Regions from separate parts of the Mus musculus genome. Here region 2 is linked to region 1. A link is a loop called in an ENCODE intact Hi-C map of the cell type or tissue named here. Cell type or tissue: heart. All regions are shown on one strand. Each heading gives the region's core, and the rest is flanking DNA. Links, peaks and the distances in the headings are about the cores only.

Region 1 (5,938 bases), core at 410-5,409:
GGCAGACAGAGCTCTGCCTACATAGCCTGGCCAGCCTAGAACTTTGCTTACATAGACCAGCCTGGCCTTGAACTCTATCTAAAGAGCTACCTGACTTGACTCTGCTAGGACTTAAAGGCACAGGGGTATAAGGAACTGCTCACATTAGGTTAAGTCACGGAAGGCAATTTTCTGTACCAGTCTTTTACAAAAAATAGAATATAATGGAATGAGATTAAGTTTGGAAGCAGAGGTGGAGATGTGGGCAGACTGCTTAATTAACTGTGTGTTTTTAATCCTGTGAATTATGTTTGCTCAGTCCTAACCTCTGATTTGGTCAATTTAAAGAACCTTTAACAAAGTTTTGTGATTATTAATATCCTTAAACACAACTTTTCTATATGGTACAGGATAATACAAACTTTTTTCTCCCCCATCCCCACCCCCTTCAGGAACAAGTGCCAAGTCGAGTGCAATGACTATAGGCATTTTAGGACAAGAGGTGAAAGGAGGCCAGGGCCTAAGCTTATTGCGGTTACAAGTTTATAATTGTGGGTGGAAACAAAACTCGGTTGTAGAAAAGTATTCTCAACAATGGAGATGACCTTCCTGACATTTAACTGACGTTTAAGGATTACATACGCTGAACTACAGTGGTAATACAAGGTTCCAATTTTACAAAGACATACTGTTTTAATAGAATTTATTTGGTTTTTACCACCATTTTCTCTCTATGTGTTGGTCCAAGGCTAAGATTTGCTCAATAGATATTTCTCACTTAAGGTGGTTATATCTGTACACAGAAGGTGTTTTTTTGTTTTTGTTTTTTTTTGCCCGTATGATTCCGGATCCATTGTTGAAACCTTCAGAGTTTCTTTCCCCACACATGGAAATACACACCTGCATCTAGTAATTAGTTGTGCGTAGTAGACTCATCCAAGGTCCTTCCCATACCATTCCATTTCCCTTCTCCCGCTACTCTTAATACTTATAAATGAACTCTCCTTACCCGAAGACAGCTCTGTTTAACCAGCTCACAATTTCCTTCTCAAAATAAGTGGCCTCGCTGCTTACAACTTGGTTGACTTTAGGGCTCATCTGCCCTGGAACGTGAGGATCCTGCTAAACTATCCTGGTCTTTGGTTTGGAAATGCCCATGGTGGTTTCGCGGGAATATCTGGACTCTCCCAAACTCATGCTGGAATTTAATGCGTTTTTTGCAAGACGCATCCCATAGCCGTCGTGCAAACGCGCCCGCACGCAGCATGAAGGGGTGAGGTCACCCGGAGGCAGCACGGACAGGACAAGGGCCGAGCTCCCGACTCACCTGGTAGAGCGGCTGGCCGGAGAGCCGAGAGGGCAGCGAAGGTCGGGAAATCCGCCAGTTTGGATCCTAATCCTCTTCCACACTTTTCCCCCCATTAAATTCTTAGGCCCTCACATGATAATTAAGGAGAAGACATAGTTCCGCCTCTCCAAACAGCCGCAGCTGAGGCCCTCCGCACCTCAAGGTTCCGCCCACATCCGGGGCTGTTCCCGCCGCCCTTGGCCTATCCCGGAGAGCAGAGCGAACGGCGTTCGGCGCTCACGGGCCCGTTTTTCTTGTTTATTGGTTCATTTGGCCGCCAGTAACTGACTGCCCTCCGTTTTAGAGCGATAAAAAAGGGAGGCAATGACCGCGCCCCCTGGGCCCGCCCCTTAGTCCTATAGGTTGGTAGAAAAGTCAGTTTTCCGATCACGCCCGCCGTCGGGCCCGCCCTCGCTCGCCGGGACCCTCCCACCCCTCTCGCCCGGTCCCGTAACCTGCGGGCTGCGGCGCAGACTCCGTGGTCATGCGAGGAGCCGCGGAGGAGGCGGGGCGTCCCGGGAGGCGGAGCGCGGTGCGGGCGGCGCGAGCGGCGCGAGGGTGGAGGCAGCGCGCCGCCGGCGGCGGGGCTGTAGCTCTTTGGGCTCCAGCGGCGGCACTAGCCTTCGCGACTCTGCGCGTCTCCTAGCCGCTTCCCAGCGGCGCGGCGCCGGCGGCTACGGTAGGCGCCACAGCTCCATGCTCGGCGGGCCATGTGGAGGTCGCCGCACTCTGACAGGATCCCAGGGCTGTGCGGACCGGGCGGCGGAGCGGCGGGCGGGATGGGGGCGCGGGCTTCGTGGTCGCCGTGGCGCCCCCTGCCACGGGCACCTGCGGGCCCCGCTCGGCCGCGGCCCCCTCCCTTCGCCGGGGCGCGGCGGCTGCGGGCCGGAGCTCGGCGCGGTGTGGGCGCGCGCGCCCCTGCGCTCCTCTGGCTTGGGGTCGCGCGGTCCCCAGAGGGCGTGTGGGGGCGGCGGGTGGCCGGGCCGGGGCCCACGCGAGGTCCTCTAGCGGCCCGAGGCGCGCGCGGGCTCGCGGAGCGGTCGCCCTGCGTGCAGGCACTGCCCGCGCGGAAGGGCAGCTGCTGCTCCCGCAGCTCCGGCGCACGGGAGTTGCGGCTCCTACAGCGACCGCGGAGGGGCGGCTACCCGAGTCTCGCGCGTGGGCCTTGGCAGGGCATTTCAGGTCTGCAAACAATGCAGTGGTCCATAGGCATGCTTCACCTTGTTTCCGCCTCGTGTTGACAGCCAGCGTTCTAGTATTGTTCTGGTATTGTGCTTTCTAACTCATCACTGCCTTGTTAAACTTCAGGAATCATTTTGTTAACCATTTTATTTTTGTCCGGAGAACACCTGGGGACTGTATTAACATGTGCTACTGGGAAAGTACAATGTGGAGCAATTAATCTTCCTTGTGGGTTTTACATACTTGGGTGTATGTAAATTAGGTATGCAATTTACAATTGTTTTGTCAGTGGTAGACGTTGCTTACTTTGATGTTACTTTACGTGTAATACTTTAGTAATTTTTTATTGCTTTCATCAAACATTTTTAAGCGTTTCTTGCCTTTTTTCTTTTTCCGAGTCTTTGATTTTAAGTGATTATGAATTTGCTAGGTACTTTTGTAAATCGTTTTTCCTAACACTGGACTTCCACGTGCACTTTAGCTCAAGTCCTAACTTAGGTTTGGTGTACAGGCTATAGATTAAAAGGGAAAGAAACGGGTGTTTCTGTGAGTTTTATGATTCAGACTCTAGACCCCAGAGGAAAGAAATCAGGAGGTCCGGGTAGACTGAGCCATGTCTGGAACCAGAAAACAAGGTGGTTCCAGGAAATTTCTTAAGTTTTTCCCTCTTTGGAAGTAGTCTGCCTCCTGCACAGGGAAGCAGTTGAATGCATTAGATAGTATCAGAACTATCTAATGTTGGGTGGCGAGGATTCTGAGTTTTAGTATATTGTAGTAGATCATAAAAATGTATTTATTTCAAGTGCATCTAACTGTGTGGGCAGTCTTGCATAGCCAAGCTTGCAAGAGTTAAATATTTTAAAGGTCAAATTGGCACTGGAGAGTTGATGCTAAAAATAAAGATGACCTGAACAGTTTTTAAGTGGAAACCTTTTTGGCTTGTTCAGTTTATGTATAATTGTAGGGAATATGTAATGCATATATCGTCACTAAGAGAATTTATGTTAGTATGTTGAAAAAAATGAAGATCATAAATTAGTTGGATTATTTATATATTATATTATGTCACATAATCCAATGAGTAATTACTATTCTCTATTATTACAACTAAGATTTAGTTAACTAATGGTTCGAGATTTTAATGGTAATAAGTTGATAGATTCACTTGTAACCAATTTAATTACAAGGACTACATTTCAAGTATGCTTTTGGACTACAGTTAAATGGGAGTAGACTTGGTAGAAAGAGACTAATAGACAACAGTGTTGCGGGGTGATAAGCTGAGTCCAAGCTCTTTCTCTTGAAACACTTTCAGATCACTGTGTAAACGCAATTTTGAGTGTTGTTAAAGATGTAGGGACGAAGTCAATCACTGTCACTCTTCTTAGGAGTCAGCGGGTTTGTTTTTTTTTTTTTTTTTTTTTTTTTTGGTTTTCGAGACAGGGTTTCTCTGTGTAGCCCTGGTTGTCCTGGCACTCACTTTGTAGACCTGGCTGGCCTCGAACTCAGAAATATGTCTGCCTCTGCCTCCCAAGTGCTGGGATTAAGGGCATGCGCCACCACCGCCCAGGACTGCCAGGCAGGAGTCAGCGGTTTAAGAGGAGCGATACTTAAACAAAGGATAGCACCTTACTGTGTTGTGACTGTGTGGAATCTGGCTGACTTTATGGAGAGTTTAAAGGATAGGTACTTGGGTCACGTGTGGTAGCATGTGCCTTTAATTCTATCTAGGTTTTGAGAGCCAGAGACAGGGAGATGTCTGGATTCTAGGACAGCCAAGTGTACATAATGAGACCTGTTTTAAAGCAATAACGACAAAAACCAAACCAAAGGGGTTGGGGAGATGGCTCATTGGTTAAGAGCACTGGCTGCTCTTCCAAAGGACCAAGGTTCAAATACACATGCGGGCAAAACATCAGTGCGCATAAAAGTAACACTGGCTGCTCTTCCAGAAGACCTGGGTTCAGTTCCCAGCACTCACATGGCTGCTCATAACTGTAACTCCAGTTCCAGGAGATCCAACATCCTCCTCACCCAGACATACATGCAGGCAAACCATCAATGTAAACTTAAAACAGAAAGAAAGAGAGAGAGAGAGAAAGAAAGAGAGAGAAAGAAAGAGAGAGAGAGAGAGAGAGAAAGAAAGAAAACCAAACCAAAACAAGATAGTCACTAGAGTTTGAATACCTGTTGATCTTTTTTACTGTGAGCATGATACCACATCAGTTTCCTTATTTGTTGAACAGAGAGGATAGTACTTGTAAGTGAATATTAAGTACTAAATAAAATGATAAGCACTGAACAAAGAAGGAAGAACATGTATCTTTTATTTTTTAAGAGAATGGTTGGGAGGTCCAGGGAGGAGGTTTCTTTTTTTTATTATTATTAGATATTTTCTTTATTTACATTTCAAATGTTACCCCTTTCCTGGTTTCCCCTCTGAAAATACCCTCCTCCTACCCCCTTCACTTCCCCCCGCTCACCAACCCACCCACTCTGGCTTCCTGGCCCTGGCATTCCCCTCCACTGGGGCATAGAGCCTTCACAGGACCAGGGGCCTCTGGGAGGAGCTTTCTTGAGCATTGGAGACTTAAGTAGTTTCCATAAATAGAGAAGGAAGGAAGATACTCCATACAGGAGAAGACAGTCTCACACCATGAGTCTAGCTTGAGAGAATGGGAATTGTAGCATTATATATAAGTCCTTGTATATCAACAATAAATGCTGATTTGCATAGATTGTGTCTCGGCAGAGTGAGTATATCCGATTTTGAAAATCAGAAATTGCCAAATAATCATTTTAGTTATTTTTTTTTTTTTTTTGTTACTGTGACAAAACACCACGACCAAAAGCAACTTATAAAACGTATTTAATTTGGGGCTTATGGTTCTATAGGTGAAGAGTCTGTGACCATCATGGTCTGGGGAGGCTGGCATCAGGCAGCTGGAGGGTCCTGAAATAGTAGCTGAGAACTTACAAGTTGATCCACGAGCATTAAAGCAGAAAGAAAGAGAAAAACTGGAAATAAATGGGCTTTTACCCCCAAGTGACGTAACTCCTACAACAAGGCCATCTCTCCTAACTCTTTCTTCTCTAACAGTTGCTAACTGGAGGGCCTAAAATAAGTGAGCCCGTGGGGGCCGTTCTCACTTAAACTATGACATACACTTAGAGAAGCAGTCTGTCTGTTATATTTTTACCTAATAGTTACCCTTCACTTATTTTCCAAGTGCCTATTCAGTACATTTTTAAACATGTCTGATTAGTCACCATTTCATTGAGCTTTTTCTTTCTAAGCTGTATATGAAGACAACAAAACACTGGCAGAAGCCTTTGCACTCTATTTTGCCTCCTTTATATAGGAATCTTTTTTGTTTGTTTGTTTTTTGTTTTTGTTTTTTGTTTTTTTTCGAGACAGGGTCTCTCTGT
Region 2 (5,938 bases), core at 330-5,329, 80 kb after region 1:
ACACTTAAGTTTAGGAAAAGAATTCAGTAAGATGTATCATAAGAACAATTTTTACAGTTTTGCATAAGTAAATACAGATCTATAATAAAATACATTTTTTTCCTCTCCATTTGTAGTTGCTGCAATAGTATTATTCTGTTCCGCTCCTAGCCCACATAGCATACCTCTAACTGAAGTGATTGGGCCAATATGGCTGATGCTGCTTTTGGGAACCGTGCATTGCCAGATTGTTTCAACAAGAACACCCAAGCCTCCACTAGGCACAGGCGGTAAACGAAGAAGGTACTGCTTGTTAAACAGTGTAGATATCTGTTATTTGCATATGGGATTTTTTACATTTTACTTTTATTGTTTTATTTGTGTGAGTGTGCCTGCCCATGTGTGCAGGTGCCCACAGAGACGAGGAAAGCATCAGATCCCTGGATGTGGAGTTGCAGGTGGTTGTGATCTGCTGGATATGGGTGCTGGGAACTGAACTTAGGTCCATTTCTAGAGCAGCCACTGAGCCATCTCCACAGCCCTGGGGATTGTTGTTAAGTGCTCTTCACTTCATAGAGTAGTATGTTATGTTACAAAGTAGCTCTTTCCGATAAACCTGGAAACTCCAGAACCAGTCACCACGTGATGAGTTTTCTGTATCGTTTATGGCTCACTTCAGTGCCACGTGTCTGTGGGGTTTGTCCTTGCTATAGTAATTTTTTTTGTTTTTCTTTAAGTTCATTTCTAATTAGCAGTACCGATACAGGAAGTAGGTGTTAGGTGGAATAAACTAAGTTTATTATAAACTTAGAAAAATCCCGTGTTTCTAAGATTCTTTGGCAAGAGTAGAGCCAAGAGAAAAAAGGCTGTTTATTAAATGTTATTCGAAGCTGTTTAATAATAGCGCTGGTTAATGAGTAAACATTAGCAAGTCTCACTGGCTCCTCAGCACAATGCACTTCTGTTTTAAGATGTTTTGGAACAATATTTCTTTTGAATATTATTGCTAAGACATTGTGGTATTTATAGTTTGGGATTTGAGGCCACCTCGGTTTTGAAAGGTAATACAAACATTGGGTAAATAACTTTGCTTATTTAGGTTATAATTCTCTCCAATCTTGCTTCTACAGACAAGTAATGTTCACATAGGGAAGGAGTGGTTTTATAAGTATCTTGCCAGTATGATACATATAATCGTGTATACATTGACTGCCAGTGTGTGTCTGAGCAAGGAACAATATCCTTGTATTTATACAAACTGAACTTGAATATGCACCATAATGCATGTTTCACATTCTGTCTAGTACATTTGAACTTCATTGTTTATTAGTAAGCTCCTGTATTCTATAATTTTTTTGAATGTGCTTGAAAAGGTGTTAAGACTTTAAACTACTTTCCACTCTTAATGTTTTCTGATGAAGGAAATTAAGAAAAGCAGCCCATTTGGAAGTCCACAGGGAAGGGGACGGTTCTAGCACCACAGATAACACACAGGAGGGAGCGGTGCAGAGCCACGGCGCAGGCGCCCCTTACAGTGTTGGCACTGTCTTCAGAGACCTTTGGCTTGCTGCTTTCTTCTTATCAGGGTTGGTATTTACTCCAAACCTTATGTGACATAAAGATGCTCTGTTCCTTTTCTGATATTTGTCTACATAATGAAATTAATGACTTGAAATATGGCAGCCTCATTAGATGTTTTATTTCGATAATCAGAGTGTTAGAGCTTAAGGAGAAAAAGCATGAAGTTTATTTGGGGTTATATGTAAATACATTTATCTTCATGGGAATGAGTATATAGTAGCAAAGTAGTGAAGATTTCTCAAGGTTTTTTTTTTTCTAGTATTATTTTACTGTGTTAATTTACTAATTAATTGTTTTTATCAGTATTGTAGGCCAGAATTTGCCTTAATACAGCTTGTCACTTGTATTGCCTTGTCTTTTACATCTACCTTAGTTTTCTAAAGTTATTTGAGATCAGTGCTGTGGTGAGTTAAGTGAATATGCTATGTGCTACAGACAAGTTCTTATTTGTTATTGGGGTTGTATTGTTTGTACCAGTTAGGAGAAGATATTTACATCAGATCAAACTTAGCTCAGTATTATAGTATTAATACTTAGTTCAGTTAAGACTTATGATACTGGTTTAAATAATCAAGAAACATACTGCAAATAACTTCTTTTTTAAAAAAAGTAACTCATCTATCACTTTGCAGACGATGTCACTAGCTTTTGCTACTTCCCAAGCTCTTCACCCATCGATTTGTACTCTTACCATAAAGTTTACCGCGCATTAGGAAAATGTATCCTGTTGTTTATTTTTACTGTTTATAATTTTAGAAGTGATTTTACAAAATCATTCTGATAGTCAGCACTAAATCCAATTGTCTGTTTTCTCCTTGAAGATAATGTGTTTTTATGTCTATTTTTAATTTGGCCTCTATTCTGTCTCATCTAAGAGTGTGTGTGTGTGTGTGTGTGTGTGTGTGTGTGTGTGTGTGTGTTAGTTAACAGAGTTTTCTTTCATAAGATGTAAAAGTTTAATTATTGCAAAGTCAGTTTCTTAAGTATTTTCAAGACTTTCAGATGAACAGTTTAAATAGCAAAGTAGATATATTTAGTTTTCAGGGAGTCATTTGGTTGTTTTGATTTCTGCAGCTGATGCTTTTATATTATGGACAACATTTAGATTGGTTACTTTAATTTACTTGCTTCTTCTACTTAAATAAGACCCAGACTTCAGTTTTCCTTCTGTTGGTCCATAGAATGAAAATGGCTGAGACTAACTCTGTTTAGTTATGACAACTGTATTATAAGTATCCTAAAAGGTGAACCAGTTTCAGCTTTTTTTTTTTTAGGCTTTGGTTTGCTAGCATATGAATGAGACTATGTCAAATATTAGGTACAAACAGATCCTAGGAGAAATGTTAATTTTAGAAGCCCTATGCTGAATTCTAAAATCCTAGTGCCCCACTTTTTAAAGTTTTTATAAGTGACCACAGGCTGAAATAGTCCTGAAATAGCACCTGACACAGCGCTTTCTGGTGACAAGAGGAAAAGGTCAGAAGTTTCTACTTAGGTATCTGAGTTGATGATGGAGAGTAGGTAAAGACAGCACAGTGGATAACTTGTGTGAGTGATAGCATGGTTTCTAGAGATTAGAATGAAGAGTGATTTTAAGTCTTACTTCGTCTAAATACATTTTATTCTTAAAGTAAAACAGCTTAAATTCAACAAATGCCAATTTAAAAATATAAACTAGGGCTGGAAAGATGGCTCAATGGTTAAGAGCACTGACTGCTCTTCCAGAGGTCCTGAGTTCAATTCCCCATAACTACATGGTAGCTCACAGCCATCATCTGTAATAGGAATCTGATACCCTCTTCTGGTGTGTCTGAAGACAGCAACAATGAAATAAATCTTTAAAAAAAAAAATTAAAAAAACAAACAAACATGTTTGTTTAGTACTTTAATCCAATAAATTGTTGTGCCCATTGGGAATATAGCTTTCACTGAAAAGATTAAATAGAAAATGTTAGATTTTGAGTTGTATTTCTTCAACTTGATACCCACTTCAAAATTTCAAAAAATCATGAATTTTTTTTTATAGCTTTTAAGAGCTAACTGTTGTGTTACTAAAAAGTAGGCCAATGAATAGGAATTATGCTCTTGATTTTGAGTAGAGAACTGGATTTGGTGAATTAAAAACAGTTGCCAGAATGAAGCAGACCACATGTTAGTTATATGCTGGATTGACCTACATTGAGGGCCAGTAATGTTGCTCAGCGGTTGAGCGCTTGCCTAGAACCTGGGCAGGGGCCTGGATTAGATACCTTGCACCGCAGGGGTGAGTGCGCATGTGCAGAGTCCCACCTCTATTTGTTGTTTACAGCACTAAAGTGAAAGTTAAAGGTTTAATACATTGATATTATTTACGGAGTTAAATATACTACATAAGTTGAGTCCTACCAGAAATTTTCAGTGCAAGTATTAAGAATTGACCTTTTACGAATATAGCTGGAGCAGTTGAGTCATTCACAGTATAAGCCAGGTACTCAGCTGTCACCTGCAGACAATAATAGGAGGAGTTTATTTGTCAGTGTACCCTGCGGTTTAAGATTATTGATGAGTAGAACTTGATAACTCAGACTTGTCAAAACACTAGATTCTCATGGGCATGCTCTTTAAAAGTTGTACTTACTTTTGGGCTAAAGTTTTCAATATGAAAATTATAATACTTTAACAATTCATTTACAGTAGAATCACTTGAATTTTAAAGGAAGTAAAAATAGTGTATTCAACTAGTGTATTTTTAAGGTTCTTTTCCCTGGAGTAGCTTTGACTCAGGACTTCTTCATCTTGAGTACCAATCAGAATGCATTGTAGAAAACTCTACAAATGTCTCACCACCCAAAAATTAAAAAGGCAGAACTGTTAACGTTGGCTATAACAGTGAGGATTTTTAATCTGTAGTTTTTTTTTTTCTATTCAAATTCCAGTTCATAAAATAACTGATTTTTTTCTTAGTAAACATCATATTTATTAAGTACTTTTCAGACTAGGCATTATGCTACTTGCTGGCAACAAAACATAAAACTAACCTAGTAGAGATGAGTTGCATATAATCTACCAAATAGTATATGGATGCCAGCAGTGCCTTCGTGAAGGATGCATCCTTATTTCAGGGAGATCTTCAAAGTGAGTTTTGTTGTTGTTTGTTTGTTTGTTTGTTCTGAGTTTTTGTTTTTGTTTGTTTGTTTGTTTGTTTGTTTGGGGATTTTCAAGGCAGGATTTCCTCTGTGTATCACTGGCTATTTTGGGACTCACTCTGTAGACCAGGATGGCTTTGAACTCAGATCTGCCTGCCTCTGCCTCCCCAGTGCTGGGATTAAGGCATGTGCCACCACTGCAAAGCTTAAGGTGAGTTTTACCAAGTAGTTGGATACAATAAGTTCTTGGAAAATGGATAAAGCCATTTCTTTTAAGTTGTTTTAAGGATCATTATATGAAATCACACAAAATTAAAGTTTCTGTGTGCTAGGGGAAACTGTTAGCAGAGCAAACAGACAGTCCACAGACTTGGAGAAACTTTTTCTAGTTACTCATCACAGGGGGGTTGATGTAAGTAAAGATTTACAAAAATAAACACCAAAAAACACAAAACCGCTAGTCAGTAAATCCACGAAGTGATCAGTCAGTTCTCAAAAGAAACCAAATAGCCAGTAGTTTTTATTTTTACGTTCAGCATCCTTAGCACCTAGGGGAAGGCAAACTAAAACCACTGGAGTTCCCATCTCACCTATTCAGAAAGGCCATCATCAAGAAAACAAACCACAACAAATGCTTCCAAGTGGATGAGGAACCCACATCCACTGTTGGTGAGAGTGCTAGCTAGCATAGCCATTTAGAAGTCCTTGCAATTAGAAGTGGAACTGCTGTGTGATCCCACTGCACCACTCCAGGGTATGTTTCCAAAGATGCAATATTGTCTCAGACAGGTACTTGCACATCCATGTGATAGCTGCATTATTCACAGTAGCAGAAGTGGAACCAGCCATGGTGTATGTTGGTGGAAGAATGGATCATGGAGATGTGACATATATACATTTATTTGACTCTTACAAAAAAATGAAATTATGAAATTTGGAGAAAAACAGATGGAAAATCAAAGGATTATATTAAGTGAGGTGACCCAGTCTCAGAAGATAAAATTTGCATATTTTGTCTCCTGTGGTTTCTGATTTTTGAAGTTTATATGAGCGTAAATAAGAGATTAGAAAGTGCACATAGATAGGCCATGAAATGAGGTAGGAAGCACTGAGAAGTGGGGCCAGGATGAGAGGTTACACACACACGACATGGCCGTCATCTGTCATACAGCGTTCACTAACTGAATCATGGTGTTTGTTCTACCCTCATGTTGTTTTCCACCCTCATGTTTGAACTGGCGTTTTGCTTCAAG

The links. Hi-C counts contacts between places; a loop is a spot of excess contacts. Peaks named below come from ENCODE experiments on the same cell type or tissue, not always from the same donor. Only the 100,000 strongest peaks of a DNase experiment are listed, where the experiment ranks them.
Region 2: a loop joins it to region 1, with 2.3 times the contacts of the local background. A loop is called at or near these places in 3 of 42 quality-filtered maps.

What each region holds. Positions count from the first base shown.
Region 1 is chr5:20,878,024-20,883,961 of GRCm38, reverse strand. Phtf2 (putative homeodomain transcription factor 2) reads left to right here and starts at 1,838. Exons shown (of 18, transcript NM_172992.3): 1 at 1,838-2,006. It overlaps Tmem60 (transmembrane protein 60), which reads right to left and starts at 1,509. Exons shown (of 2, transcript NM_177601.3): 1 at 1,307-1,509. In heart, for the core only: a CTCF peak has its summit at 2,496; a DNase peak (open chromatin) is centred at 1,601; H3K4me3 peaks cover 3,778 bases; H3K27ac peaks cover 2,856 bases.
Region 2 is chr5:20,797,529-20,803,466 of GRCm38, reverse strand. It overlaps Phtf2 (putative homeodomain transcription factor 2), which reads left to right. Exons shown (of 18, transcript NM_172992.3): 6 at 117-282; 7 at 1,401-1,565. Among named protein-coding and RNA genes, the nearest start is that of Gm42219, 8.1 kb to the left of the region's middle. In heart, for the core only: a CTCF peak has its summit at 3,360 (motif pointing left); no DNase peak of the experiment used is centred there.